3 separate regions of the Homo sapiens genome follow, and regions 1 and 3 are each linked to region 2. The links are chromatin loops, found by intact Hi-C in ENCODE. Cell type or tissue: PC-9. All regions are shown on one strand. Each heading gives the region's core, and the rest is flanking DNA. Links, peaks and the distances in the headings are about the cores only. Region 1 holds the start of LOC105376134 (a long non-coding RNA gene). Region 2 has its middle 34 kb from the start of SPATA31C2. Region 3 overlaps SPIN1 (spindlin 1).

Region 1 (10,426 bases), core at 1,325-9,324, 360 kb after region 2:
CCCGCCTCAGCGTCCCAAAGTGCTGGGATTATAGGCATGAGCCACCACGCCCTGCCCAAATCTCTTAAAAGCAAGTAACTGGCCAGGAGTGGGGGAGGGAGGGGACATGGACAAACATTCTGATAAAATGATAAAACAATGACAGGTCTCAAAAGTTGAATACTATTGGGTTATACTCAGGGGATACAAATTCAAAGGAAAAAGTTCCAAGTCAAAAGCTGTGTGGGTCAATGGAGTCCCCCACCTCACCCTGACATGAACAGCTATTTCCTGTTGACACAATTTTTGTACAGCTCCTTCTTTCTTCAAATTTCCCCTCGGCCGGGCACAGTGGCTCACGCCTGTAATCCCAGCACTTTAGGAGGCTGAGGCAGGTGGATCACGAGGTCAGGAGATTGAGACCCCGGTGAAACCCCGTCTCTACTAAAAAAAATACAAAAAATTAGCCGGGCGCGGTGGTGGGCGCCTGTAGTCCCAGATACTCGGAAGGGTGAGGGAGGAGAATGGCGTGAACCCAGGAGGCGGAGCTTGCGGTGAGCCAAGATCGCGCCACTGCACTCCAGCCTGGGCGACAGAGCGAGAGTCCGTCTCAAAAAAAAAAAATTTCCCCTCACATGAAATGAGGTCTTTGGAGATGACTTAAATTGGAGAAATAATACATTTTATGAGGATGTGATAGGACTTGGGGCATGAACATCCCCTCTGGGTCAGCAGTCAGGTGTTTCGGCTCCAAGCAACAGAAAGTCTTTCTCAGAGGGGACAGGGGATGGCGGGGGGTCGGGGGGCGGTGTATATAGGTTCTTTTAAAAAGGTCCAAGAGCAGGTTTGGCTCTAGAAACGAAATAGGCATAACCCAAGGGTGGGGCCCTGCCCTGCACTCTGCAAGCCACCACCCTGGCCATTCCCACTGAGTGACCTCTTCCCTGTTACAGGGGGAGAGAAGCCTCTCATGGACTGAGCCCATGACTGTGCCAGGCTGCGACTGCAGAGTGAGGGAGGAGCAAAGGAGGCTTCCACGAGCGGGCAAGACCTAGCCCCGAGTCCTAGAGGGGCCATTCATGGGGTTTGGAAGCTGGGACACACATGCATATATATACACTCATATAACCCTTATGCACATGTACATACACACACAACACTCATATACACACCACCACACACACACTTACGTACAGATGCATGCTACGTTAAAGACTGAATTTTCTTCTTTTTTGTTTTTGTAGAGATGGGGCGGTCTTGCTATGTTGCCCAGGCTGGTCTCGAACTCCTGGGCTTAAGTGATCCTCCTGCCTTGATCTAACAAATTGCTGAGATTTGGGCATGAGCCGCTGCACCTGGACTGAATTTTCAACCGTGGGTTAGGACTATAGGGTTTTTGTGATTTTCTGACTTGGCGATGGTAGTTCTCTGGTCAGGCTTAACAGATAACTGAATGGTGTCTATATCAAGGGTTTTGTTCTGAAATGAAAAGGCCTTCGGGCTAGGGGGCTTGCTGCTGTCATCATTAGGAGTAGCTGGCGTGGTTAGTTTTGGGGAGTGTGATGAAGTGACGGTGACTGTTGGAAATATCTGTAGGATGCTGCTGGAAAAATGCTGGAAAAGCAGAACAAAACAGAACACCAAAAACAAAAGCCCTGGGCATCTGGTAAACATGTTTTCAAAAATACAAGCTATAGAAATGTGTTCTATGTCATAGCGAAGCATCTTTCAGGTGCCTCTTTTTTTTTTTTTTTGCGATGGAGTCTTGCTCTGTCACCAGGCTAGAATGCAGTAGTGCAATCTTGGCTCACTGCAACCTCTGCCTCCCGGGTTCAAGCGATTCTTCTGCCTCAGCCTCCCAAGTAGCTGGGATTGCAGGTGCACACCACCATGCCCAGCTAATTTTTGTATTTTTAGTAGAGACGAGGTTTCACCATGTTGGCCAGGATGGTCTCAATCTCCTGACCTTGTGATCCACCTGCCTTGGCCTCCCAAAGTGCTGGGATTATAGGCATGAGCCACCGCGCCCAGGCAGAGAGTGGGTGATTTTAATGTGACAAGTTATGTTTGCAGAGCAGACAGTCATGGCTTGTTCCCTCTGCATTTCCACCCTTCCTTGTGTTACCAAGAGTCCTGCCAATTGAACCTCTTGTCCCCATACAGTCTGTTCTGTCGTGCCCTACCTGGGCCGTGGGGTTTATCTCCTAGGAAACCCCCATAGGGGTTTGACCAGCTCCTGCTTCCTGGGCAACAGTGTGCCCAGCCCTAGAACTTGACAGTGGGGTCGGCTGTCTGCACCCAGTGACAGCCACCCTCATGGTGGCCCAACTGAGAAGCTCACTCTTCCCTCTCCCAACCTGCTGTGGCCCCGCTCCTGCCACCTCTTTCAAGGACCAGCCTCCTTACAAAGTCTTTCCCAGTCCTGCCCCTTGAAGAAACTCTCCTTCCTCCACACCTCTATTATGGGTTGTGCATCCCCCACAAAGATGAGCCATTCTGAAGTCCTAACTCTCAGGACCTCAAAATGTGACCTTATTTGGAAACAGGATCCTTGCAGATGTAATAGTTAAAGTTAGGTCACATTGGAGCAGGGTGGGCCGCTGACCCAATGTGACTGTGTTCTTATAAAAAGGAGACCGGTGAAGACCTAGGATTGGAGTGACACAGCCACAAGCCAAGGAACTCCAAAGATTGCTGCAGCCACCAGAAGCCAGGAAGAGGCAAGCAAGGACTTCCTAAGGTTTCAGAGGGAGCACGGCCCTGCACCACGCTGATGTCAGACTTCTGGCCTCTGGAACTATGAGATAGCCCATTTCTGTTGTTTGGAGCCACCCAGGTTGTCTTTGTTACAGCAGCCCTGAGGAACTAACCCAACCTCCATCCAGGAATGGATTGTATTTCCTGCTGCCAATGCTGGAGCAGGGTGGCTTCGTGGCCATGCAGCCCCTCAGAGGCACAGGGCCCTGCACTTGGGGTTTAGTGCTCTGTGATTGCTGTCTTGACATTCTTAATTATTTTATCAGGCTGGGCACGGTGGCTCATGCCTCTAATCCCAGCACTTTAGGAGGCCGAGGGGGGCGGATCACTTGAGGTCAGGAGTTTGAGACCAGCCTGGCCAGCATGGAGAAACCCCATCTCTACTAAAAATACAAAAAATTAGCCAGGTGTGGTGGTGGACACCTGTAGCCCCAGCTGTTTGGGAGGCTGAGGCAGGAGAATCACTTGAACCTGGAAGGTGGAAGTTGCAGTGAGCCAAGATTGCGCCACTGCACTCTAGCCTGGGTGACAGAGTGAGACTCTTGTCTCCAAAACAAAACAAAACAAAACAAAACAAAAAAAACTTTATTTTATCTTTGAATTTGTGTGGTGTAAGTGAGGCCTCATTGGACAGTGGAGCATACGTGAGCACTTGGAGCCTGCCTCATGTGTGCTCCCATCTGCTGCTGGTCCGCCACCTCTCCCAGGCACATTATTGACTGCTCGTCTCCCTCCCTTTGGTGTCCTGGGCCCCACATGGCCTCCCCATCCCCACCCTCACCCAGCAACCGCTGGTGCCCTCCATGGTCTGCGGGAACCTGAGTGTGTATGTGTGGAGGGGTGTGGGGTTGACATCAGATGCTTTTACTACACTACCCGTGGCATCTCAGGGTGGGCGTGGCCATGCAAGCAGCTGGTGGACTGTGTACCCACCAAGTCACTCGGCAGGGCCCCTGGGCAAGTGTGACAGTTGACACTCACCCTGTCCCAAGAAAGCATGATATTCAGTAGCAAATAAAAACACCATGATAGGTCAAAAGAGAGACCATGGAAGAAAGGGAAAAGCTTTCGTTTATTTTAGTTCCTTTGCTGGCCCATTCTTTTCCTGCTTTTTGAACAAGGGGCTCTGCATTTTTATTTTGCACTGGGCCTTTCAAATTTTGTGGCTGGCCCTGGTTGGGAGCTGCAAAGTGATGCTCCAACTTAGAAACGAGACACGGGATCCATCAGCTATGATACAAGATGAATTCCTGGTGGATTGGAACTCGGGCAAGCAGCCTCATGAAGAAACAAGGTATGCATGATGCTATTAGCAGGCAAGGGCCCTGGTCAGCTGAGACGGTCCTGCTTCCTCTGGATAGGGTATCCTGGCCACTGGAATATTTAAAACTAGGAAATTCAGAAAGTTATATTTGCACACTGGGATGTCTAATTTGTTTGTTATGCTGATCAGTGCAAAAAATCTTTTCCATAATTGTATTTGAATATTCATAAGTGTTGCTAGAAGAAAAAGTCAATTTCATGTCAAACCACCAAGGATCACATTTTCTTCACATGCTGCTCTTTTGCCAGGGAGAAGTGATTCAATGTATGTTGACAAAAAGCAGGACTGAGAAGAGCAGAACTGGTCCAAGAACTTATGAAATACCCACATTCAGGGAGACTTTCTCTAAGGAGAAACATCCCTCTTCAGAAGTCTGGGGAGCTTGCATACTGAGTAGAAAGGCAGAGCCGTACCTCCCTGGAGAGTCTCTGAAGACCTCATCTGCCCAGCCATCCAGCGTGAGCTCTGGAAACCTTCTGCCTTTTAGTCTATGTCAAGACTAGAAGCCAAGCAAGGTGTCACAGCCCTTCATAACTGTTAATGAGAAATAGAACTGAACACTATCCAAGGCAAAAAGACAGACTCTGTTGAGCACTACTGCAAAAGGAAAGCGCCGAGCACAATTCCCAACACAAGGACAAGTGGGGATTTACAGCCCAGGAACAGGGTGGAGGTGGGGGGTTGGCAGATGGAAAACAGAGGGGACCTTGACGGTAGGGGGGTATCTTGCTAAACTAACTTAACAGGACACCTGCTGCAGGCAGGCCAGGATGATTGGATACTAAAGGCAGAAGAGGACTTAACAGGATTCTTTGCTAAGACTGGCTCAGGCAGGCTGAGCACGGGGTCCAAGGATGAGGCCTAGCTGAAAAAAGTGCCGGAGGAGTCTGTCTGAAGTTGGTCAAGCAGTGAGTTATTATCGTGCTCTCGGGAGGAAATGCAGAAAGGACTACCCTTAAATCAGGGGCAGCGGGGAGGGGAGAGGGGCTCAGGGAGGGAGGGCAGGCCTGAGGGTGCCTTCACTGGGGTCTCTCCGGCCAGCATCTGGAGTGGGACTCACTGCCCAGTTTCCCTGTGGTTGTCCAAGGCAAGTAAAGCTGCTTACAGATGCCCACACTCATGTCACCTTTAGATGCCCTGGAAGGAAGTTTGGTATGAAAGTGGCTTTGCATATCCCAGCTAGGAAAGTAGGGGCCACCTAATCCTGTTTCCAGGACTGCATTTGTGAGTGTTCCTGTGTGTGTTGTGCAGAGAGAAACATGAAGGAGAACTTGGCTCCAGCAGCGGTGGGAGAATGCAGGGCTTCATGCTGCATCCTGTGGCACCTGCAGCCCACTCCCTCCCCAGGGAGAGGTCAGGGGGACAGCATTTGGAGGCAAATGACACAAGCTTTCTGCAATAGGAAGGGGTTTGGGAAAGTCCATTTGAAGACTGGCTGCCCCGGAAGAGTCAGCAATGACCCTTGAGAATGCCCTTTACTGAGTGAGCCAGGCTGAGCTGTTCTGGAGTCTCTGGTGCACGCATCTGACGAAGACCCCTCTTCCTTGCTGTCTACACACAGCCGCTCAGAGCAGGCAGTCCAAGGAGAATCTGGGATGGGGGTGGCTGACTCTGTTCCCCCATGATCACACCTCCCTGGAGGGCTTACTCGCTTCACCCAGGTCCCTGATGTAAACTAAATATAAAATCCTAACCCTCTACTCATTGAACAGACCCCCTGTTGGCCAAGAGGATCCCAGAAAAAAGTTAAAAACGAAATTCCTGGCCACAATGGGAAGGGAGGTTGGACTCATGCCTTGTTACATGCCCTCCCTTTTGGAGTTTAGGCAGAACTGACCAGCATAAATGTTAAAATACAGATCATAAGACTAACAAAACAGACTCTTTGTGACAATAAGGTAGCAAATGATAAATAGGACCTAAGTCCATGTCAGGCAAGGATTAAGTCACACACCCCATGGGTCACTCTGACCCAGTGGTTTGGTTAACAGACTTCCTTAACTGAAAACATTCCTTTCTGCTGATTCAAAATTTTTAGACAAAGTTTTACTCTTTTAACCAATTGCAAATTGAAGACTCTGGAGTGACCTATGACCAGGAAGCCCCCACTTTAACATATTCTGCCTTTCTGGGCCAAATCAATGTCTAATCTTCATGTATTGATTTATGACTTTTTCATAACTTCTGCTTCCCTGAAATGTGTAAAACAGAGTTGCGATCTAACTGCCCTGAGACCACTGACTCAAGGCTTTTTCAGTTTATGTCTTTCCCTGGGCTGTTGTCACTCATACTAGCTCAGAATAAACCTCTTTCAAATAGTTTACAGAGTTTGGTTTTTCCATTAACACTGAGTGGGCTGCTCTCCCCAGCAATGGAAATGCAGTGCCCCTTGTTCAACAAGCAGGAAAGGAAAGTGCCAGCAAAGGCACTAATATGCAAAAGCTTTTCTCTTTCTAGCATGGTCTTTTATTTGCCATTGAATGTCATACTTTCTTGGGCACAGGGTGAATGTCAACTTTCACCCTTGTCTGGGGGCCCTGCAGGCCACCAGCTATTCCTATGCCGTACCTACCCTGAGACCTTGTGGGGCAAAGGCATCGGACGTCAGTCTTCCCCCCACCACCTGGGCCCCCAGTGACCACAGAGGACACTAGCGGTTCCTGGGTGGAGGTGGAGATGGGGAGTCCAGGTGTGGCCCAGGACACCAAAAGGAGGAGAGGATTGAGCAGTCAAGAACCTATCTTGGGCTGGGCACAGTGGCTCACTCTTGTAATCCCAGCACTTTGAGAGGCCAAGGCAGGCGGATTACCTGAGGTCAGGAGTTCAAGTCCAGCCTGGCCAACATGGTGAAACCGTGTCTACTAAAAATACAAAAATTAGTTGGGCGTGGTGGCAGGTGTCTGTAATCCCACCTACTCGGGACGCTGAGGCAGGGAGAATTGCTTGAAGCCAGGAAGCGGAGGTTGCAGTGAGCTGAGATCACAGCACTGCACTCTAGCCTGGGTGACAGAGTGGGACTCAGTCTCAAAATAATAATAATAAGAAGAAGAACCTGTCTTGGGGAGGTAGGGAGGCAGTGGCAGGTGGGAGCACACATGAGCTAGGGTCCAAACACTCACATATGTGCCACTGTCCAAGACCTCTCATATACCACACAAATTCAAAGATAAATTAAGAATTTTGGCTGGGTGCGGTGGCTCACGCCTGTAATCCCAGCACTTTGGGAGGCTGAGGCGGGCGGATCACGAGGTCAGGAGTTAGGGACCAGCTTGGTCAATATGGTGAAACCCCGTCTCTACTAAAAATAAAAAAATTAGCCAGGCGTGGTGGCGTGCACCTGTAGTCCCAGCTACACGGGAGGCTGAGGCAGAAGAATCACTTGAACCTGGGAGGTGGAGGTTGCAGTGAGCTGAGATCACGCCATTGCACTCCAGCCTGGGCCACAGAGCGAGACTCCATCCAAAAAAAAAAAAAAAATCACCAGGCTGGGCAACAGAGGGAGACCCCATCTCTAAAAAATAATAATAATAATAATAAAAACAATTAGCCTTGCATAGTGGCATGTGGCTATAGTCCTAGCTACTCAGGAGGCTGAGGCGGGAGGATCCCTGGAGCCCAGGAGTTGGAAGCTGCAGTGAGCTATGATCCCACTACTGCACTCCAGCCTGGGTAAGAGAGTGAGATTCAGTTTCTAAACAAAAAACAAAACAACAAAGACTGCAACCGCAGAACACTGAGCCCCAAGTGAGTGCAGGGCCCTGTGCCTCTGAGGGTCTGCATGCCTAGGAAGCCGCCCTGCCCCCGACATCGGCAGCAGGAAGTGCGATCCATTCCTGGATGGAGGTTGGGTGAGTTCCCCAGGGCAGGCAGTATTAATGCGAATGACCGTTAATTTTCTCGGGAGGGTGGCACCGTCAACTAATTAGGAATGCTGTCTACTTTGGCTCATTGTGTGTTCAAGGATAAGATGACAAAACAAAATAGTCTGGATGATTTTGAGAGCTTAGCTGCATTTCATTCCTCTTACCTCTGAGTTTTAACGTAAGTCAGGGGCCTCCTCATGCAAGATTTATACTGCTCACAGTTCCTCTCAATTTTTTCCTCCGATTTGTCTATCCATTTTCCCCAGAGGACAGTGAATCGGGGCTCTTGACAGCCTGCTTCACCTAAGAGCGCCAATCAATCCTCCCGCAGGGTTTCCACTGAGCTTTGGCTGCTAAGTACATTTACGCAACCGAGCCGACGGGCTGTGCCTGCAGGCAACGGCGTCCGCCAATTTCCGTTCATTTAACGGCGAGACTGGGGGAGCCCGGGCCGGCAGGCGGGTCCTCAGGAAGCGCAAATTTCACCTTCCCTGACTCCTCTCACCGCTAGATTAAAACTGCGCCCCTCGGTGGCTCAAGCCTGTAATTCCAGCACTTTGGGAGGCAGAGGTGGGTAGATCACCTGAAGTCAGGAGTTTGAGACCAGCCTGGCTAACATGATGAAACCCCGTCTCTACTAAAAATACAAAAATTAGCTGGGCGTGGTGGCACGCGCCAGTAATCCCAGCTACTCAGGAGGCTGAGGCGGGAGAATTGCTTGAACCCGGGAGGCGGAGGTTGCAGTGAGCCGAGATCACGCCATTGCACTCCAGCCTGGGCAACAAGAGCGAGACTCCATCTCAACCAACCAACCAAACCAAACCAAAATAAAACAAAACAAAAACCTGCGCCCCTCCTCATGGCTCTTCTTTTGGCATAGCACCTGCAAAATATCTTCCTTATTTATTGTTTGTGCCCGTTAGAACATAAGCTCCAGGCAGGCACAGGAGCAGGACTCAGGGGTCGGTGAACGTGACGGGAGTCCAAAGTCAGTGGGGGATCCATCTTGTCTTAGGAGAGCAAAGACCTTCTCTCTGTCCTCCCCAGTTCCATAGCTGGCTCTATGAAATTAACTGCCAACGGGCAGATGAACGGGGGGAACGGGAATACACATTTATTAATCTTTAATATCACCTGCATGGGGGCATTGCAGGAAACTAGGTGAAAACCCCCCAAACCAGTGAGCTTTGAGAGCTTCTAAAATTGGGGAACTGGAAGCTGGTGTAGGCCACTTAGGGGAGAGTAACTGATTTTTAGGAAAGATGCATAAGTCTTTATGAGTTTGTGACAAAGTTTGTCTAGGTGTGGTGTGGACTTCTGCTGTGATAAGAGTCCATCCTCCCGGGAGGGAATTTACGACAATCAGTTTCTTTTGGAGGTTCCGTCTTTAGACAGGTAAGGGGAGAACGTCTCTCTGCATTTGCTATTTTTCAAGTGCCTCTCGCTCAAAATAATCAATATACCAAAGCGGCATATTTTAGGATGGCATATTTTGGTTTCATTCACTGTCTTTAAGTTTTTGATATTTTGTTCATTATAAACTTTTTTTGCATTCATTTTGACTTTTTAAGATATTGTATTAAAACATTATTTACCTTGACTACTGAGTTTTTTTGTCGCGCCCTTAAATTTTGCCCCTATGCGAGTGCCTCGCTCGCTTGCCTCCTTCTAGCCCGGGTCTGGCAGGGAGTTGAAATTATTTTTCTCACTGCTGAATTCCCAGGGCCTACAACAGTGCTCGCCAAAAAATTAATACTCTTGGTTCTTCAAATAAAACATTCTGTAAGGACTGCTCCCAATTTCTTCCTGAACTTCACGAACCCTCCCAGCCAGGCCACAGGATGTCAGGGGCAAACACCCTGAACCAACGGAGCTCAGGTTCCCTACCACCCCGCCCAAGCCCGCTCCAAGCCCAATTACCCTTCCCCTTCCTCGTCGTCCCATCCTCCCTGATGCCTCTTCCAGGGTGCTGGGCCGCGCGGCAAGAGCTCCAAGGCAAGATTCAAATGCCCTGGGGAGACGGCTGCGGGACACCTGCGGCGGGGCCCGGCAGGGAGCGCGAGACTGGAAGAGAGGCCAGGAGGGAAGGAGAGCGACGCGGGGTTTTGGGGGAGGGGCTGCGTGGGGCGCTGAAGGGGAGCGCGAGGAGTGGGAGGAAGTGAAGGAGGAGGAAGAGCACGGTGTGGGGGAAGCGCAGGAGGCAATAGGTGGGGCGGGACGGAGGGCAGGGCGCTGCGTCGGGAGAAAGTGTAGAAGCGCTGGGGAGAGTGCCCACGACGGGAGAGCCCAGGGGCGCGAGGGCGCGGGAGTGTGGGCGGGGCGCAGTGGGGATGGGGGCGGGGGCGCGGGATGTGGTAGGGGGCGTAGTGGGGAGAGAGTGCAGGAGTGTGGGCAGGGCGCAGTGTGGGGAGGGTGCGGGAGTGTGAGCGGGGCGCAGTGGAGGGAGTGCAGGATGTGGGCTGGACAACCAGTGGGAGAGGGCGCGGGAGGTGGGCGGGGCGCA
Region 2 (10,426 bases), core at 1,522-9,521:
AGAAAGTAGAATGGTGATTGCCAAGGGCTGGGAGAAGAGGGAATGGGGAGTTATTGTTTAATGGGTACAGAGTTTCAGATTCGCAAGATGAAAAGAGTTCCGATGACTGATGAATGTACTTTACACTACTGAACTGTATGCTTAAAAATGGTTAAGGTGGGGCTGGGCGAGGTAGCTCATGCCTGTAATTCCAGCACTTTGGGAGACCGAGTTGGGCGGATCACCTGAGGTCACGAGTTTGAGACCAGCCTGGCCAACATATCAAAAAATAAAAAAATTAGCCAGGCATGGTGGTGGGCGCCTATAATGCCAGCTACTCAGGAGGCTGAGGCAGGAGAATCGCTTGAACCCAGGAGGCAGAGGTTGCAGTGAGTCGAGATTGTGCCACTGCATTCCAGCCTGGACAACAGAGTAAGACTCTGTCTCAAAAAAAAAAAAAAAGTTAAAGTGGTAAAATTTATGTTATGTATGTTTTACCACAATTTAAAAATTTTTTAAATCTCAGATGGAATCACAAAGCAAAACCTAATGTATATGTAATATGTAAAAGACAGATCTAAAATAAACTAACTGAAACACTAAAATAAAAGATGGGGCTGGACATGGTGGCTATGCTTGTAATCCCAGCACTTTGGGAGGCTGAGGCAAGCCGTTCACTGGAGGTCAGGAGTTTGAGGGGAGCCTGGGTAACATGGCTCATCTCTACTGAAAATACAAAAATTAGCTGGGCATGGTGGCATGCCTGTAATTCCAGCTACTCCAGAGACTGAGGCAGGAGAATCACTTGAACCTGGAAGGTGGAGGTTGCAGTGAGCAGAGATCAAACCACTGCACTCCAGCCTGGGCAGCAGAATGAGACTCCATCTCAAAACAAAAAGCAAAAAAACTAATAAACCTAAAATCAGCTAAAATATATAAAAGAATATTAGAATACCTAGTAAATAAAATTGATAATTTTCTAGGAAAAATAAATGGAAACTATTTAGAAAATATTAACAATTCGAGTATCAAAAAGTAATGAGAGAATGGTTTCAAAAGACTACCCCCATGGGGAGAAAAGAACACAGATGGTTTTACAAATGAAGTCTACAGACCTTTAAGGTTGAGGTAAACCAAAGATATTTAAATGGCTTCCAAAGCACAGGGGGAAAGGGAAACATAAAATTTTTATGTAGTCAGCATAATGCTGACACCAAATTCTGAAGTGGATAGCACTAAGAAATAATCTCATAAGCAATTTGAAGTATAATTACTAATGCAGAAATTCAAAGTAAAATAGTAGGAAATCGAATCCAGCCGCATTTTATATCATGATAAATTGTTTTCATAAGTGGAATACAAGGATGGCTCAATACTGAAAATCTATCAATAAAATTAATCATATTTATAGATAAAATTGGAAAAACATAATCAACTCCATAGATGTTGAAAAAAGATTTGATCAAATTTTGAAATCTATTCCTTAAAACTTCTTAATAAAATGGAAAAATATTTTCCTTATAATTGATGTAAAATCCAATATTATATTTAATGGAGAAGTACTGAAAGGTTACCAATAAGGTAGAAATATGACAAGGATATACACCATTATTTAGTATTGTTCTGGAGACACTAGCTGATAAAATCAGAGGAAGGAAGGGAGGGAAGAAGGTAAAAGAAGAAAACAGAGAAGGACGAATGGAAGGAAATTGAGAAGGTGGTGCAAATATTCTTTTAGTGCTGGAGACACAGTGTATATCAAGGAATCTGAAAGGAATGAACTAGAAAAACACTGGTAAAGAAATTAAGACATTTCAGTAGGGTGGTGGAAATACAATTCATATACAAATATCAAAAGCCTTCCTGTAAAAATATAAATATAGCCCAGATAAAAATTTAGGTGTAAAAAATTAAAATACAGAACATTCAGGGAAAATGATTGTGTTTTAATTTTATAATATCAGTGAGAAAGACTTTCTGATTATAATACAAAGCCTAGAAGTCTAAAAATAAGACACACTTTTTCATAAAATTAAAAAAATGCTGAACACAAAGTTTAAAAGATAAATATAATACGGGAAAATACTGAATGCATGTGACAAAGTATTACTTCCTTAATGTAAGAATAACCTCCAAAAGAGAAATGAAAAGGAAAACCACAGTGAGATCCATCATCTCATCCATTTTATTTTGAAATGTTTAAAAAACTGTTCACACTGTTGGTGGAAGTATGGAGAAACAAGTAATTTCAAATATTTGTTATAGTTTCTATGGAGAGCAATTTGGCAATATCTGTCAAATATTAACATGGATGTGATTTAAGACCCAGAAATTTTGTAACATCTATGCTTTCAGGAGCACAGAGGTGAATATACAGGGGCTCTTAATGCAGCATTATTCATCAGAGCAAAAATGGGTCACAACATAATACTCATCAGCAGAGGAACTTTGAGTAACTTATTGATCCACCAATGAAAAACTATCTATTGATCTTCATCTATCTATTATTGCTATTATTGTTACTCTACTATCATATAATCTTTTTAATCATCTATCTGTCTATCCAATAATAATAAAAATAGTAACAGGCAGCACTTACATACTATTTCCTTTTCTGCAGAGGTAGAAGCTTTCTTGAGAAGTCATTTAGGCTGTGTTCTAGGAGTTGTTCTTAGAAGCCTAACAATTTTTAAATCCCTCCATTAAATCCTTTTCTGTTTAAAATGCCTGGAGCAGTTTTTCTTTGTGCCCTGAACCTTGAAAGATACAACTTTTAAGGGAAAGCAAAAGGTCATTTCTATTGAGTGCTATAATTTATGAACGAAAGACGCTCATATACTGGAATGCACTGTCACTATCTCTGGAAGGATGCAGCAGAAACTTATATCCAAGGTTGCTACTTGAGGGGACGGAGGGGCCTGGACCTGGGGGTAGTAATATTTTCCTTTCACATGGACCCTTTTTTATTTTTAATTTTATAGCATGTATGTACATTACCTATTTAAATAGCTAAATTTGGTAAGGTGACGTATGTAACTGAGCAAACATTTTATAGAAAGTATAAAGCAAAGAAAACATAGCATGAAACAGATAAACAAAGAATCTATTATGAAAAAAAGCATAACCTAAGAAAGCAAATTGTGATCATCATCAGCATCATCCCTGTGAATATGCTGCTCTACAAGAGAACTTTTTTTTTTTTTGAGATGGAGTCTCACTCTGTTGCCCAGGCTGGAGTGCAGTGGCACGATCTTGGCTCACTGCAACCTCCGCCTGCTGGGTTCAAGCGATTCTCCTGCCTCAGCTTCAGCAGCTTGGACTGTAGGTGACCACCACCATACCCCACTAATTTTTGTATTTTTAATAGAGACGAGATTTCTGCCATGTTGAACTCCTAACCTCAGGTGATCCGCCTGCCTTGGCCTCCCAAAGTGTTGGGATTACAGGCATGAGCCACTGTGCCCAGCTACAGGAGAACTGCTGAACTTGAACTGGTAATATAAGTATTAATTTATGATGTATTTTTTTCCTTAAGAAACAAAAATAACTCAACTTAGGTCCTGTTTCTGTCTGCTGATAAATAGAGAACCACTGACCAACCCTGAAGCTAGAAGCAGCCCTTGCCCCAGACTGTGGTCTCTGTGGCCATTGCTCACTTGAATGAACAAGGGCTCCTTGGAAAGATGGCTGATTCCTGGTCAGGGGCAGAAATGACCTGAAACATCTAGCCAACCACATAACAAAGAAGTAAAGTGGCATCCGAAGGCCTCAGGAGCCAACCTAAAAACCTCCCACTGATAAATGGTGGAACAATTTGATGCTCAATAATCACAATTGATTGAAGCACATCAAATATGTTTAAACATATTGGTTTATAATAATACTAAATACATAATAATATTAAATACACCCAACTCCTTTCCCTCTCAAGGAAAAAAAGATAAAGAAAGTACATTGGCTCCTTGGTCACATCTGGAGGATGCTAATGGGGGAATAAATAAGATTTTCAAGCTCTCTTCTCATCTTTCCTTTACAAATTGAAGTAGATAAGGAAAAGTTAGTGTTTCAGATAATTGAAGAGAAAGGCTGATACAATTATAATACCACTATTTTGCAATTTCTACTGAATTAACAGATATAAGCTCTGTGCATCACTGGCTGCTGACATCACTAAAAGAGACAGCCTGGCTGGGCCTGGTGGCTCATGCCTGTAATCCCAGCACTTTGGGAGGCCAAAGTGAAAGGATTCCTTGAGCCTAGGAGTTTGAGACAAGCCTGAGCAATGTAGTGAGACCTTGTCTCTACTGGAAATAAAAAAATAGCCAGCCGTGATGTGCACGCCTATAGTTTCAGCTACTAGAGAGGCTGAGGTGGGAGGATCACTTGAGCCTCAGAGTTTGAGGCTGCAGTGAGCTGTGATTGCACCAGTGCACTCCAGCCTGGGCAACAGAGCAAGGCCCTGTCTCAAAAAAAAAAAAAAAAAAAAAAGAGAGAGAGACAATATTGCCAGACAATAAAAGTCTTCTGATGGAAGAGAGCAGCATCTGTGAGGTGGGACTCCCAAATAACCACACTTGAATCCAATCAAGTTCCTAGTAACAATATTAATCTAGCAGAAATATGAGGAGGAGCAAAGGGAAACATTAAACATGATCAAGAGACAAATCTCACTTTTTAATGTTAATGTAAATATTAATGTAAATCCTTAATATTAATAAATAGAGCTTATTAAGTGCATTATAAAATCATAAACCTCAGACAAGTTTAAGGTCATCTCAGTCACCATGAAGATGGTGTAATATCAGGAAATCAACCAGTATAATTAATCATATTAAAAATCGATTAAAAAAAACTGTATGATCACATAAAAATTCATGCTTAGGCTGGGCGTGGTGGTTCACCCTGTAATCCTAGCACTTTGGGAGGCTGAGGAGGGTGGATCGCCTGAGGTCAGGGGTTCAGGACCAGCCTAGCCAACATGACGAAACCCCGTCTCTACTAGAAATACAAAAATTAGCCAGATGTGGTGGCACATACCTGTAATCCAAGCTACTCGGGAGGCTGAAGCAGGAGAATCCCTTGAACCCAGGAGGTGGTGGTTGCAGTGAGCCGAGATCACGCCACTGCACTCCAGCCTGGGCAACAGAGTGAGACTCTGTCTCAAAACAAACAAAAAAACAAACAAAGCCTCATGCTTGATTAAAGCCATAAGTATAATAGAAACAAAAATATTTCAATAATTCAATAAGACGTGTGTGTGTGTGTGTGTGTATGTATCACTTAGTGATAAAATATGCCATTAAAATCAGGCATATGTGGTTGTGTGTTATCTCCATTACTTAGTTGTATTCTCATTATTAAATTGTTTTGCCTGTTATTAGACAAAATAAAGAAGGTATAAATATAGGACAGAAGGAGGCAAATTATCATTTTTAGATGATATATGCCTGGAAAATCTAAAAGAATCAAAATTTTATCATAAGGAAAAAAGAACTCAGCGAGATGGCTGGAGAATCATCATCATCATAATGACAGCTCACTCTCTCCAGGCATTGTGCTGAGTGTTTCTCACACATGAGCTAGTTTCATTCTCATAACAATCCTGAGAGGCACACATTACTGTTATCCCCATTGTAAAGATGAGGGAACTGAGGCACAAAGAAGCTAGTAATTTGTCCAGGTCAAAAGCTGGTAAGTGGTAGGGCCAATATCCAGAAGCAACGGTGCTCAGAATTTCATATAATAACCACTTTTTTAAATTTCCCATTGATAATAACAACCTAATTAAAAATATGTAGAAATACACATAGCAAGAAATGAAGACCACCTGTATGATTAAAACTTTAAAAGACAAAAATATAAAATGAAAAACTAAAAAAGATGAACAGCAGAGTTGCTGAATTCCTGGTAAACGCTCACCTTCTTGGTTGTCTAGACCAGCGATTTCCAAACCCATGGAGGGAGCCATCAGACCTACCATTTGGATTCAGAGTTTATGCCCCCTTGTCACAAGGGGGCGGCAGGGGCATCTGAGAAATAAGCAGAAATTCCATAATGAGAGCGCCCCCTACACTCAATTATTACTCATGAACTTCTGCCCACATCCAATTAAGTGAATTTATAGGTGTTATTATTAAGTTGAAAGTCTTTTAATTGAGAAGTATCGTAATTATACAGGGAACAACCAAGAAAGTCTTTGGCATTCATGGTAATTTATAGATCATCTCATAATAAAATATTTAAACCAGAGTTTTTAACTTAAACATTACAACCAAAGTGTGCTAATGTTGTTAAACTTTTCTATAAATAGAAATGTCTTAGTAATTTGTTGCCTGGAATATATTTTCAAAAAATGAACAGACGGCCAGGCATGGTGGCTCACGCCTGTTATCCCAGCACTTTGGGAGGCCGAGGCAGGAGGATCACGAGGTCTGGAGACCGAGACCATCCTGGCTAACACGGTGAAACCCCGTCTCTACTAAAAATACAGAAAATTAGCCGGGCGTGATGGCAGGTGCCTGTAGTCCCAGCTACTCAGGAGACTGAGGCAGGAGAATGGCGTGAACCCGGGAGGCAGAGTTTGCAGTGAGCCGAGATCGCACCACTGCACTCCAGTCTGGGCAACAGAGCGAGACTCCGTCTCAACAACAACAACAACAACGAAAAAAGAACAGACAAAAATCTACTCTTTCAAGGCAAATTTTAGATTCTAACAAGGAGAAAAAAATGAACTTTTTTGAAAGAGAGATGAGAAAATTCTGTCATTGTGAAATTTCTTATAACACACTTAAAAATTGAGGAATAGAGTTTTTTTAATGTTTTGAAATCTTCCCAATGAAGAACCCACTTCATAAAACATAAAAAGTAAAACCTCTTCTAATCGATTTGCACGGCCGCCTGAACTGCATCAGGAAAGATGAGCCTGATTCCCTTCAGATCTCTGCAAAGCCAGCAGGTGGACCTGGACTCTGGGATGCACAGCTGGCAAGGGCAGCACAGCCACAGGCTTCTGTCTGGATTCTTGTGTTTCAAAGAAGCCTTTGCAACAGTGATGGAGATAGAAACCAGGCATCAAAATAAACGGAATCTAGAGCCAGAACTTCACAAAAGAATTTGTATCAAAAGATTCAAGCTCAATTTTTCAAAAATAACAATACACATCCAATCACATTACTGTATTAGAATAATGTTTTCTAGTGAAAGTAAAATAAGTTTTTATATCATTAGATATAATGCATTTTTAAATAATGCTTATTTCATCTCCAATTTATCCCTTTTAATTTCTATTTTTGCATATGTTATAATGAACACAGTGTTATAATGTAATGGTATACTTAAAATATTTTAAGGATATATATATATAAACCCATGATAAATATAAACAAACATACTGGGTGCATACTAGCCTATTTAAGAAACTGTTTAGGGCACATGTTAGAATCTGGAGACATCTATGTTGACTTTCCTTACTTAATAATTGATGATCAAATAATCTCCTTTGGCTGCACAGCAGCCAGAAGATTGATTGTTCATAAGTCTTCCCCTGCTGAGACTTTTAAGTGTTACTTGCTGGTTCAGTTGATAAAAACAAAGTAGGCATTTTGCTCACACACACAAACACACACACACACACACACAAAGTCAACATAATCTTTGCTGAGACATTTGCATTTGATAATTTAAAAAATCAAACTAATCTAATCTCAGTTTTCCCAACTAAGATTCTTCTTTTCAATTCTGCATTTATGGGTTATAAAACCAATTTCTTGATAGTTTATTTTTCTGAAAATAATTGGATTCCTATACATGGCCATCTGACATTAGATATTATTATTATTGTTGTTGTTGACATTTTGCCTCTTTGCCTTTGCAGTAGGTCACTAAAGAAGCAGTTCCTTGAAAAACTGAATTTCTATTGTCTCTGTCAGAAAAAAATCATTCATTAGCAGGAGAAGAACAGCAAGAGATCAATCACATAATCTGTAAGTACTTTCTGGAAAGAAACAGTTTAATTTATGGTTCTCAACCTCAGTGACACGCTGCAATCACCAGGGCTCTTTAAAACATCCTGATCCCCTGCTTTCCCTCCAATCCCAGGGGTCTGAGGACATTGGTTTGGACATCGGGGGTTTTCAAAGCTCCCCCAGTTAAATAAATGGGAACAATAGCCTGAGAACCTGTTGACACAACTGTAATCATGGTAGCAAAGGTATTGATGGCTGAAGGGGAAACTGCACCTGTCTGCGTGGGAACAGTCACTGTGGGAGCAGAGGGTCCCACCCACTGCCAATGGCCCCATCTGCCTGGCACCTCTCACTACAAGCATCAGTTTAACTTTGTTCCTACCATGTTTTTCAGTTGTATTTTAAAAATCTTGATTCTAAGTTCTTCCCAGGGTTTAAAACCATTGTTCAGGGTTTGTTTTTTAATGAAATATCATGAAATGCTTTCATGATGTTCCAAAGTCATAAAAAAGGGAACTGTGTGTTAGATACGTACAGATCCTTGTTAATAGAAAAAGAACAAAAGATCTATTGCCTTCATCTTCCTAAAAATAGTAAGCAGTTAAGGCTTTGGAAATGCAGATGGAAATGAGAAAGAAAACATGTGGCTAATGAACACAGGTGCTTTGAATCACTTTAATTTTGGAACAGAATTGAACAGAGGAAGGGGATGCAAAAAAGAATCAGGATCTTGACAAGCTGTGTGATTTATCCACTTTCATGTTTTTAGCTAATAAAGCAAACAATTTAGAAAACTGTCACATTCTTGGAGTCTTATAACTTGGACATTCTTTTAAATTGGATGTCTAGTGAGAAGGTCTAGCATGGCGGATGCTGCGGCTACTGGTCCAGGAAGCACATTTTGAGAACCACTCAGCTAGAAGATTATTGCATTCATCCAGGTGAGAGAAGATGAATCTGAAATAAGGCAATGGTGAAAGAGGCAGGACAAATCTGAGAAATATTTAGGAGTATTATTACAATTCTCCAAAGAAACAGAACAAATAGAATGTGTGTGTGTGTGTGTGTGTGTGTGTAGAGATTTATTATGAGGAATTGGCTCACAGGATTATGGAGGCTGAGAAGACTCATGGTCTACTGCCTGCAAGCTGGAGACTCAGGAAAGTTGATGGTGTACTTCAAAGGCCTGAGGGCGTGAAAGCCAGTGATGTAGATTCGTAGATTCCAGTCTAAGTTTGAGGGCCTGAGAACCTGGAGCACTGAAGGCAGGAAAAAATCAATGGCCCAGCTTCAACAGCCAGGCAGAGTGAATTCAACCCTCTTCCACCTTTTTTGTTCTATTTAGGCCTTCAACAGATTGGACGCTGCCCACCCACATCGGGGAGGGCCACCTGCTTTTCTCAGTCCACGAATTCAAATGCTGCTGTCTTCCAGAAACACCTTCACAGACACATCCATTATATATTAAATACAATGTGTTGCTAAATATCTGGGCATCCTGTGGCCCAATCAAGTTGACACACAGAATTCACCACTACAGGAGTCAGGGTTAAAATGATTGGATGATTATCTTGAGATCAGCGGGTCAGCTCCCAGGTTTTGAAATTGAGTGACACGGTAGGAAATGCCCAAACCAGGTATCTCAGGAAACACAGGATAAGTTTGATGAAGAGAAGACAGAGCTTCTGCTTTGGGCACATAAAGTTAAGATGCAAATCGTGGTTTGGGTTTTTATTGTAGAAACCCAGGCAGCAGTTTGGAAGATTGGTCTGGAGTACTAAAGAGAGATTTATCTAGAGAGAGACTTGACAGTCATTGGCATTTGGGCTGGGTGAATCCACAGATCCTTTAAGGAGAACGATGTGAGAGACTGGGAGAAGGAGAGAAATCTGAACATTCAAGTCACTGAGAACGAAGTGGCAGTGGAGAGAAGAGCAGCAATCACAGAAATGGAGCAATGAGGAAGGAAGGAGGGGATGGCATCTGTGCCAAAAGTCAGCGGGAGGGCATGCAGGAGAAGGATGGGAAGTGTCTACAACTCTCATGATTCTGGGTAAAACTGGAGTCCTGTGTTCTAGTAGTCTCAATAGAGGGAAGAAGGTGGAAGCTAGATTTTAAATGGGGTTGAGCCAGAAGGGAAGTTAGGAGGGAAATGAAACTATTTTTAGAAATTTGGCTATGAAGAAGACTTGAGGTGGATAGCTCTCTATCTTTTAAGGTGAAAATCATGCAATTTTGTTTATATCTCGAGAGAAAGAGGCTGTGAGTGTTGCTGGAGGGCTCGGGAAGGTCTCTGGATGCCAGTGAGACCCCAGCCCCAGCCGGTTTTCCAGGTTCTTGACAGCATCACAAGAACGAATTCAGGGGGGAGTCGAGTCAGAATGAAGCGCAAGGCGAGAAGCTTCCATTGCAAAGCGAAAGTGTGCTCTTGAGAGGAGCGTAGCCATGCCCGTGAGAACAAGTCAGGCACAACGGAGGCTGGG
Region 3 (10,426 bases), core at 1,232-9,231, 310 kb after region 2:
ATTTTTGGGCTGGGCATGGTGGCTCACGCCTGTAATCCCAGCACTTTGGGAGGCCGAGGCGGGCGGATCACCTGAGGTCAGGAGTTCGAGGTCAGCCTGGTCAATATGGTGAAACCCCGTCTCTACTAAAAATAAAAAAATTAGCCAAGTGTGGTGGAGGGCGCCTGTAGTCCCAGCTACTCGGGAGGCTGAAGCAGAAGAATCACTTGAACCCGGGAGGCAGAAGTTGCAGCGAGTCGAGATTGCACCACTGCACTCCAGCCTGGGCGAGAAGAGCAAGACTCCGTCTCAAAAAGAAAAAAAAAATTGTGTACATTTGTTATAAAGGGGTAATGCAACTTACATACTCAGGAATTTGTCATGAGAACATTTCTTTAAAAAGCATTTCTCCAACCTGTATGAGGTGACTTGAACATTTTTTTATAGATAAATAGAGCAAGTCCTGTTAACCTAATCATAGGAAATGCAAGGGCGTCTGCAATTCTGCATCGCTTTTCCTAGCCATTTTTTGATCTTCCCTCTCCTTTAATTCTCCAAACTTGTGTGTGTGTGTGTGTGCACGCGCTATGGAAGCTTATTACCTTTAGAAACAGTGGTGATGCTCTGATCTAATGATTTCTGAAAGGGTCCTGGTCGCGTACCCGCTCTGATGGTAAAACAGGCCTCTACATGACTCCCTTGGTTAGCTGAGTTACTATAAAATTCACGTGCGATTGTGTATTTGTAATTCTTTTGTAAACGTGCCACAAAAATATGGCAGTATGATGATACTGCTTAAGGGAAGAGAATTTTTAAAGAAAAGAGTTCAGCTTATATTTCTTTATTTCTTTTAAAAGAATTGATTATGCTCAGATGTTTTATTTTTATTTCTTGTGACTCTTAGTACCAGAGATCACAGTAGCAGTTTTTGGATTGTCATTCAGTGAGAGAATTTATTGTAACCGAAGAGGCAGACTACTATTAATACATGTACATTATATGGTCTACACCAGGATACCTGTGAGAGTAAAATGACATTACTACCAATTGTGCCAGGATAACATGGACTGTCTTATGTAGCTGGATCCTCTGGTTGCCCTACCTGAAGGCCACCTGCTACTACGAGGAAAAGAGCTTCGAGTTTTTCAGAACCCATGCAGAGTTTCTTAAAATAGAATTATAATTGCCTAGCAAACCCCCTCTCTTTTTTTTCTTTTACTTTGTTTTTTTGTTGTTGGTGGTGATGGTTTGCTGTTTCTGTGTGTTTTCTTAGAGGCTAGAGGCAGTACATTAATCTTGGGGACCTTTTAAACAGTACAGATGCCTGTGCCATCCTCAGAGATTCCCTTGTAGTTGTCCTGGGCTGAAGTTCATTCAGCACCAATTTTTAAAGCATGGAAAGCTTAAATTTTGGAACTGAGTTAGGAAGATGATGTGAAATGCAGTGAAGTTGAGGGGGAAGAAGCTTTAAGGATTCACAGAGTAAAACCAATGGTACTTAGGCATTTTAAATGTGTGCCATATTCTCAGTAATCCCTGTAGGAATTGTCTGCTTTCAAATTATATTTCAAAGCCACTCAAACTTATTTTCATTTAAGTGCAGCTACAGATTAAACATGGGCCAAAGAAATTTTTGGTTATGATTTTCAAAATTGTTCATATATCTAGATGGAGGTCGGCAAACTATGAAAAAAAGTTTTATTATTGGAACACAGCCACATCTGTTTATATACATATCATCAGTGGCTGCTTTTGTGCTACAGTGGCAGAGTTCAGCAGTTGGGACAGAGACCATATGACCCTAAGCCTGAAATATTTACTGTCTTGTCTTTTACGAAAACGTTTGCTGACTCCTGGTCTAGATAATCATGAATTCAGGCTATTAAAATTTTTTTTAAGTTATGAAAATAAATATGTGAGTTGATTTATATCTAAAAATTGACTTAGAAATTTTCTCTCTCTCTCTTTTTTTTTTTTTTTTTTTTTTTAATATAGATGATTCACCTCCAGCAGAAAGGGAACCAGGAGAAGTTGTGGACAGCCTGGTAGGCAAACAAGTGGAATATGCCAAAGAAGATGGCTCGAAAAGGACTGGCATGGTCATTCATCAAGTAGAAGCCAAGCCCTCCGTCTATTTCATCAAGTTTGATGATGATTTCCATATTTATGTCTACGATTTGGTGAAAACATCCTAGATGTCATCACAAACTCTGCCAAATTTGTGGAACTATGAAATGTATTATTTGTAGACATAAAGACTTGATTGCTTTCCAGTTTAATGAAAGCTTAAATGTCCCTGCGAACCCACAATCTCTGCCAGCAGAACTGGTTTTGTTCTGAATAGTACAGATTGATGTGAACACAAAGCATTTTGTGTAAGGAGAACCCCTTTCTTTTAAAAGAAGTCTGTCTATTTCGAGGGGAGTTACAGGCAAGTTTGGTAAAAGTTAAGCTAGTATCATAGTCATTTAAAATTGTAATAGATCTTAACCATTTTCCCCCTCACCCTAACTCTCTTATTCTGCCGCCACAATGCAAGCATAGTTTGATGTTTTCGTTATTGCCTTTTTTGAGATGTATGTATCTGTATCTACCTATATCTATATGTGTGTATACATATATAATATATACACACAGATACAAGTGTACACACACACACCACACACCACACACACCCCACTGGCAGTCTTTGTGGATTAGGATGGGGGTGACATAATTTTCTTGAGTTTAACAGGAGTGCTTTACCCAAGTCAGTCATGGATATGATATCACTGCTCTTTATTTAAAAGTAAACTTTGGGCACAGGAACCATATGGGAACATTCAGCTTGTTTAAAAAAAAAAAATCAGAAGTTCAGAGCACCTTTTCAATCTGGAGCCCTTAAACCATAAGTCCAAATATGAATTATTTGTGAACAGTTAATGACCCATATTAGAATTTTACAATCTGGTGAACAATCTGGGTAAAAGGCTACCTTTAATTCTAAGCTTCATTTTTTTTTGGGGGGGGGTTACATTTTAATCATAAATTCTTTTTTGCAAAGCCCAGGTTCTTGTTCCACACAGTGTAATGTAGGTGTATTTTGGACAGCACATATGGTCCATTGTGTACAAGTCAGTAATCTGGATTTCAGTACATGGATTTAAAAGGCAACAATCCATCACTGGTTTGTGTGTTTTTGGTTAAGTTTCTGGAAGAATACAATGCTTTTATATTGGAAGTATAAGTTTTGAGTGGCATTGTTGCCTTCTAACAAGCTCTCTGGGACTTTTAAAGTTTTATTACTATTATTGCTAATGTATGATTATGGTCAGAGACTTTCAACCCACCCCTTCCTGCCTACCCCTGGCTTTTCCTCACAAAGAATGTCTAGACAAACAGCAGCTTAGTCTCCTGACACCTCTTGTGGGGTGCATGTTCCTGCTCCAGGTATGCTGTTCATGTGGATTCATTCCATTCAGTGGCCCCTTGGGGTTTGCATGCCAGTGAAGCGTTACCATAGAAGAGCCAGCCGTTTGTGTTCGCTTGGTAGGTGTAAGTAATAGCAGCCCTTAGCCACGGAGTCTTTATGTGGTTTATTCCTGCAAGGTTGTTTTAAACTGAAATAGAACTGCTAGTGTGATTGGTTGATCAGCAAAACAGCTGCTCTCATTTTGTTTTGGAGGAACCCTGGTGGTTTGACAGCCAGGAGAAAGGCCATATGTGAAACCAGTCTCTTGTGGAGATTGGAAATCCTCCCTGATATTTGGGCAGAGCCTAAACGTGCATGCTTGTCACTCAAACACCAGAAGTTTGAATCAGAGGTCTGAGTGACCTCTTTTGTGGCTGTTCTTGATGGTTTCCAGGCCTCGTTATGCATGGTTTGCTTGATGCCCATTTTTTGTGCCTTGTGCTGTTGGATGGTAACGACCACTCACCATGTAAACACAGTACCTCAGTTTTCTGTCCACAGCTGCAGTCGCTCTGTCCCTCGTGCTTCACTGTGGGCAGCCAGGGACAAGCTTCTGAAAGCAGTGTGATACCCAAGTCATAGGTGCTTCTCGTATGTGAACAGGTGTCATTCTACAGATCTGTTATGTGTTTTCCTGTTGACTCTTAAGAGTCCCTGCATGTAAATCTCAAAGCTGAGCCTGGCTCCCAGAGTCCAGACTGACATTACAGCGCAAGAGTTTGCAAGTGTGTCCAGCATGCACCAACTGTGCAGAACTTGGCTCGGTAACTTTGCGTGGAAAAATAAAGTACATTTTGAAGTATCTTGAGGGTTGGGTCAATTGAGACATTTCTAGCATTACTTAATGACTTGCATTGTGGTTTTTCTGCAAGCAACTTTAATGACTTTTTTTATACCACATGGTCTCCCAGTTTCTAGATGAATGCAACATGATGATGGTGATGATGACGATGAGTTTAATCATTGTTCATTTATTGCCTTTAGGGCTGAGGGAAAGGGAAGGTTTGTTTTTTTTTCTCCCCATTTTCCCCCATTCTGTCTTTCTTTTGGTGACTTACACCACATGTAATGACGCTATGACTAATTCTGCTCCCAAGCCCTTGTATCTTGGGCTTCATTTTAGGCTCATGTGTCAGATCTGCATGCATTGCTTGCATTTTTCTGGTATCTGAATGTTGGTTCCTTGTTCCAGGAATTCAACATTAATTTCCAAAAGTATCATGGGACTTGTGACAATACAAGACATGAATCTATGTATAAAATTTATCGGCCTTTCTCATTTACCTGCTCTAGTATTATTGTATTGTGTGTGCGTGCGTGTGTGATGTCAGGCTGCCACGTAAAACTTCAGAGAAAAATCTTAAAAGCAGACCATCCTTTTTTGCATGCTCTATTCTAAGTAGAATGTTCAATGTAACTGACTAAAATTGCATGTTAAAGATATTTAGGTTTTTTTGTTTTCTTTATTTTTATTTGTTTTCAGTTTCCTGTATATTTGCTTACTGTGCCGTTTTAGTGGTTTTAGGATAAAAATGCACTGGTGAAGCAAATGTAGTGCCAACAGAAGGTGATTTTCCAGTTGTAAATGTCATGCAGCATTTGAAGGGACTGTGTTTTCTTAAAAAAAAATCACAGTTACTTCTAAACCAGATTTCATTTCTTTTATTGTTTTATGTGCCAAACCACGAAGTGCATTGGGCTTCAATCTCTGAACACTGTAGACCCATTAGAAGACTGTTCCGATTGTTACAAATTGTAGTGCCTGAAAACACTCTTAAGCTGATTGTCTTAACAAAATGAAAGTTCTCCAAAGACAAAACAGAACAATTATTATAACAAAATAATTATGGTTGAAATGTCTGTGGTTCCTTGGAAATGCTGCGCTCTTTGTGTTTTTCCATCATTAGTGCAGTTGGAATGAATGTGTATAGGTCAGAGGTCTTCGTGTTCACATTTTAAAATTAGGTAAATGACCTCATCTTTCAAGCTTGAATTCATTTTTAATTTTAATTTTATTTTATACAATGTGTAGACAGTTCCCTGTTCTCTGCATTTAGAAGTATACACAATATAAATCTGTTAATTCTGTAAGTAATTTTTATAATTATGATGTAACTCTATCTTATCCTTAAAACATTTAAAATAAACCCTTTATGTGCAACTCCTGACTGTAAAGTTTGTGCTGATGAGCAACATGTGATGTGTTAAACTTGATTCTGAAAAGTTTTTTGGGCCAAGTAACCTTTTCACCACATGTAAATGTCAGATATGCATAGAAAGAAATAGAATTTTTATTTGATAACATTCAATAATACCTGAAAGAAGAGGAGGCAGTCATCAATATCACACATATATTAAATATTGAAGTTTGCAATTTGACATTGAGAAAGTTTAACTTACAAGATCTTAAACTTAAAAAAATTCTTTTAAATATAATTAAATAATGGGTATTTTATACTTTTCACAAGTATTCTTGCTTTGAATATTTCTTATAATGCTTTTACTCATAAATAATAAACAATGGGATTCTATAGTGAAAAATCACTATTTCTCAATGCTAGGATACAAAAAAATGAAAGTAATATAGGCTGGTGCAAAGTAATAGCAGTTTTGCCACTGCTTTTATGGCAAAAAATGCAATTACTTTTTCACCAACCTAATATTAACACCTATGTATGTTTTATCTTTCTTGATTATTTTAATCAGTGAGGTAAAAAGTGGAATTTATGGCATGCTTTAATAAGATTTTTTTTTTTAATGTTTCCCAGTTCATTTTGGCCTAAGGATCTCATGCTTAAGTCTGGGATATTTACCTGCCTTTGGGAGAATGGTTGATACTTGGTGAGGGATGAATGCAAACTTGGGCTTTGGGACGCTGGGCTTCTAGGTTTGTGTCAGTGCAGTGCCTGTGCTCCAAGTCCATGGAGGTTACTGAGGTGGACTGAAGGCAGGGTCTACTCCGGCTTAGGTGGAAGAAGGCTGCAGTTCAAGGAGGAAATGAGCCATTGGGAAGCACAGGTGCCTCTCTTGAGTCTGGGTTTTCTGACCTTCCTTGCTGAAGGTAGATTATTCGTTGTCTGTGTTATCTGTCATGGGTACAGCTCTGTAAATATTGCCCCAAAAGTATAACAATGCAAGTTTAGTCTGAAGTTTGAAACTTGATAACTAGTATTTGTAAACTAATGAATCAACTCTCCTATTTAAAGCAGTCATCACTCTGTTGGAGAATTTTTGTTTTTTCTCTTGGTACAATTAAACTCTGTGATGACAAAAGCATTTGGTACTAATAAAGCATTCATAAATGCTTAATAAGTACCTTGCCAAGCACTTTCCACACTATTTTGTTTAGTTCTTAATGGTCTTTTGAGGAAGAGGCAGAGATTGAGTATCTCACGCAGGATTATAGGGGAATGAAGACTCGGATCTCTATTTTGTGCCCAGACTCTGAGCTGCTTTATGAACACCTCAATTAAATTACTTCATTGGAGTGATTTGAGTAATCTATCTATAGTGTAATATTTTCTATGAATAATTTTCTGTAACCTTATTTCATAAGTTAATATCTAAAAAGTGTTTATTTCCAAATTGCCAAATAAAAGGTTTTATATTAGTCATTAGAATGTAGGCATCTGTGTCTCTGTATGCTAAGAATTATAACCCAAAATTATTTTTGTGCTTAAAAAATAAATGATGTCTCCACGATGGCACGCATATACTTATGTAACAAACCTGCACATTCTGCACATGTATCCCGGAACTTAAAAAAATTTTTTTTCCATAACTAAAAAAATAAAAATAATGATGTCTTTTTTGGAGAGAAAGTATGCTGAAGAAATTTTAATAACTTTTCATCACAAGAATATAGATACTTTATTTTAACTTTTAAATCTATTCATTTGCTTATTTATTTTGAGACTGGGTTATGAGACTGGCTAATTTTTGTATTTTTGGTAGAGACAGGGTTTCAACCATGTTGCCAAGGCTGGTCTCGAACTCCTGGGCTCAAGCCATCCACCCTTCTCAGCCTCCCAAAGTGCTGAGATTATAGGCGTGAGTCACGGCACCCAGCCAGATAACTATATTTTAAAGACACTTTGAATATATCATGAAAGTAATATCTTCATAAACCTAATTTTTTTAACCATACAGGAGACTTAAAAAGCCTAGATTTCTTTTGCTCATAACCTACAATCTTATGTTTAATTTTTATAGTAATGAGTTTGTTCTGTGTCATATACTGGTAAGTTTTAGGCAGCATGTGGAGTTGAGAGAATTCATTGAGTCTTTAAGTTACTTCTCCAGCCATTCCTAGAGTCTTCGTCTGCCCTTATGATTAGTTTTGGTAAACCAAGTAGCAGACGGTTTTTTAATAATGTCATGGCACATAAGTTTGCCTAAACATGACATTGGCATTCTTTCTGCTTAATTTTCAAGTGAGGGCCCTGGACCAAGTGGTGCGTCGGCCCCTGTCAGCTCTGAGGTGACACACAAGTGCGGGGCCTTGCTGTGCATTTGTTTTTTTACGTTGACTGTTCAGTGAGAGAGGAGGCTTACTCCTGGCTCTGCTTTTACCATCCTCTTTCTCATTATTTTCAGTGTATGCTTTCTGGAGGGAAAGTTAAGAGCTTTATATACCACACAAACTACCTAAAATCCTTAATAGGGTAAGCAGATTATACATAACTTTAAAATTGTCTGTTTCTATGTTGGAATTACTGAAGCAGATTATAATGTGAAAGGACAGAAAGCCTTTTAAAAACCTTTATGTTGGGCTGGGCGCGGTGGCTCATGCCTATTGTAATCTCAGGACTTTGGGAGGCCAAGGTGGATGGATCACAAGGTCAGGAGTTCGAGACCAGCCTGGCCAAAATTGTGAAACCCCATCTCTACTAAAAATACAAAAAAATTAGCCGGGTATGGTGGCGCACGCCTGTGATCCCAGCTACTCAGGAGGCTGAGGCAGAAGAATAGCTTGAACCCCGGAGGCAGAGGTTGCAATGAGTTGACATCGTGCCACTGCACTCCAGCCTGGACGACAGAGTCTGTACAAGACTCTGTCTCAAAAAAAAAAAAAAAAAAAAAAAAAAAACCTTGATGTTAACATAAGTAACAGTTGTTAACAACCCAGGGTTGAGTGGCAGCATTGTGAATTGTCTTCAGATACAGATCGTGAAAATAACTCTAAAGCTTTTTCCTCGAACTTGTCTTTCTGTGGCTTTGTAAAAAATTGGATAGCTGCTTTCCTTGGTCTTCCCTGCACCTGCACACCGTGTATACAAGTGTGAGCCTCTGGTCTTCTCATAGAAAAGTCTGATGACTGTTAGAGAAATGACATCAGCAGTAGGTCTTTTTCCTAAAGTCAGTCTTTATCCTGTAGTGTGTTTACTCTTTGTTTTATTTATTGGGGACCTGGTTTTAACAAAATGTTACTTCCAGTTTTTCTGTAATAACTATGGTAAAGTAGCTTTAACCACTAGATTAAAGTAGCCACTAGATTCTTAATTTAATCTAAATCTGATGGATGCTACTAAGGACAAAACTGGTCATTTTCAGAGCAGTCCTGTAGGGGAGAGCAGTGTGTCAAAGACAAGTAAGCACAGTGCAGGCCTATGCCTGGCACAGGGCTTGCCGCTGTTCTGCCGGCCTGTCATCATTGGGTGTCACTTAAGGCCTTACAATGTTTTGCTTTGTTTTTTTCTTTCTTTCTTTCTTTCTTTTTTTTTCCATAGAAGGCGTCTCACTGTGTTTCTCAGACTCATCCTAAACTTCTGGACTCAAGTGTTCCTCCCGCCTCAGCCTCCCAAAGTGCTGGGATTACAGGTGTGAGTAACCATGCCCGGCTGGCTTTATTTTTGATGTTTGAGATTACGCTTTCAGTTCCACACAGTCGATTTTGCTTGTTATATAATGTTCGTTTTTAGGAAGATTTTAGTTGTTACATTTTTTTAACAACACTAGCATCTTCCAGCGTATATAAAAATTGTAATAAGCAGTGTTAAGTTTCACATTTTCTACTTTATTGTGATTGAGAAGACTATACATCTAACTTTTATGAATAAAGTGACACATCTGTGTGTGTTTGTTTTTTCTTGAGATGGAGTCTCGCTCTGTCACCCATGCTGGAGTGCAGTGGTGTGATCTCGGCTCACTGCAGTCTCCACCTCCTCGGTTCAAGCTATTTTCCTGCTTCAGCCTCTCGAGTAGCTGGGATTACAAGTGCTTGCCATCACACCCGGCTAATTTTTGTATTTTTAATAGAAACAGGGTTTCACCATGTTGGCCAGGCTGGTCTCAAATTCCTGACCTCAGGTGATCCACCTGCCTTGGCCTCCCAAAGTGCAGTGGGCATGAGCCACTGCGCCCAGTTCGAAGGGAGAAATCTGTGTTTTAAGTTTGCTTTTGCATTGTCTTAGTGTTCATGAACACTAAATTGTCTTCTTAGTTCATTTGTGAAACATGGTGCTGGAGTTTGCAGTCTAAGCTCATGGCTAGATGAGTAGTGACTTAAACAGCAGGTCTGCTTTCAGAATGTATTCCTGCAGAGAGTTAAGCTGCATTCTTTTAAAACGGACAGTTGTGCCCAGTAAAGTTTATCTGTTGAATACTACAGAAAAGTAACCATCATTGTATTTGTTTCTACCTTTAGGCCTTAGATACGTGATGTATTTAATCAGTCTTTTTCTTTCAAATATAACCTGAAATAGTTGGTCTTTGGAAAAGTTTAAAAAGTTGATTGTGTTTCTAAAGGGAGAAATTTCCAGATGTTAAAATTCACCTTGAATTTTTGGACATTCCGGCCTGGTGCGGTGGCTCACACCTGTAATCCCAGCACTTTGGGAGTCCCAGGCGGGCGGATTACTGAGGTCAGGAGTTTGAGACCAGCCTGGCCAACATGGTGAAACCCCGTCTCTACTAAATATACAAAAAAAATAGCCAGATGTGGTGGCACACACCTGTAATCCCAGCTACTCGGGAGGCTGAGGCAGGAGAATTGCT

The links. Hi-C counts contacts between places; a loop is a spot of excess contacts. Peaks named below come from ENCODE experiments on the same cell type or tissue, not always from the same donor. Only the 100,000 strongest peaks of a DNase experiment are listed, where the experiment ranks them.
Region 1: it touches region 2 in a loop (6-fold over the local background); 2 of 110 quality-filtered maps call a loop at or near these places.
Region 3: it touches region 2 in a loop (4-fold over the local background); 4 of 110 quality-filtered maps call a loop at or near these places.

What each region holds. Positions count from the first base shown.
Region 1 is chr9:88,524,171-88,534,596 of GRCh38, forward strand. It overlaps LOC105376134 (a long non-coding RNA gene), which reads right to left and starts at 10,370. Exons shown (of 2, transcript XR_007061653.1): 1 at 9,844-10,370; 2 at 3,790-4,594. In PC-9, for the core only: no CTCF peak of the experiment used is centred there; a DNase peak (open chromatin) is centred at 6,091; H3K27ac peaks cover 1,180 bases.
Region 2 is chr9:88,167,580-88,178,005 of GRCh38, forward strand. No RefSeq gene overlaps it. Among named protein-coding and RNA genes, the nearest start is that of SPATA31C2, 34 kb to the left of the region's middle. In PC-9, for the core only: CTCF peaks have their summits at 6,017 (motif pointing right) and 6,221; a DNase peak (open chromatin) is centred at 6,002.
Region 3 is chr9:88,473,104-88,483,529 of GRCh38, forward strand. SPIN1 (spindlin 1) reads left to right here. Exons shown (of 6, transcript NM_006717.3): 6 at 1,975-5,591. The coding sequence ends at 2,174. Among named protein-coding and RNA genes, the nearest start is that of NXNL2, 57 kb to the right of the region's middle. In PC-9, for the core only: no CTCF peak of the experiment used is centred there; a DNase peak (open chromatin) is centred at 4,438; H3K27ac peaks cover 467 bases.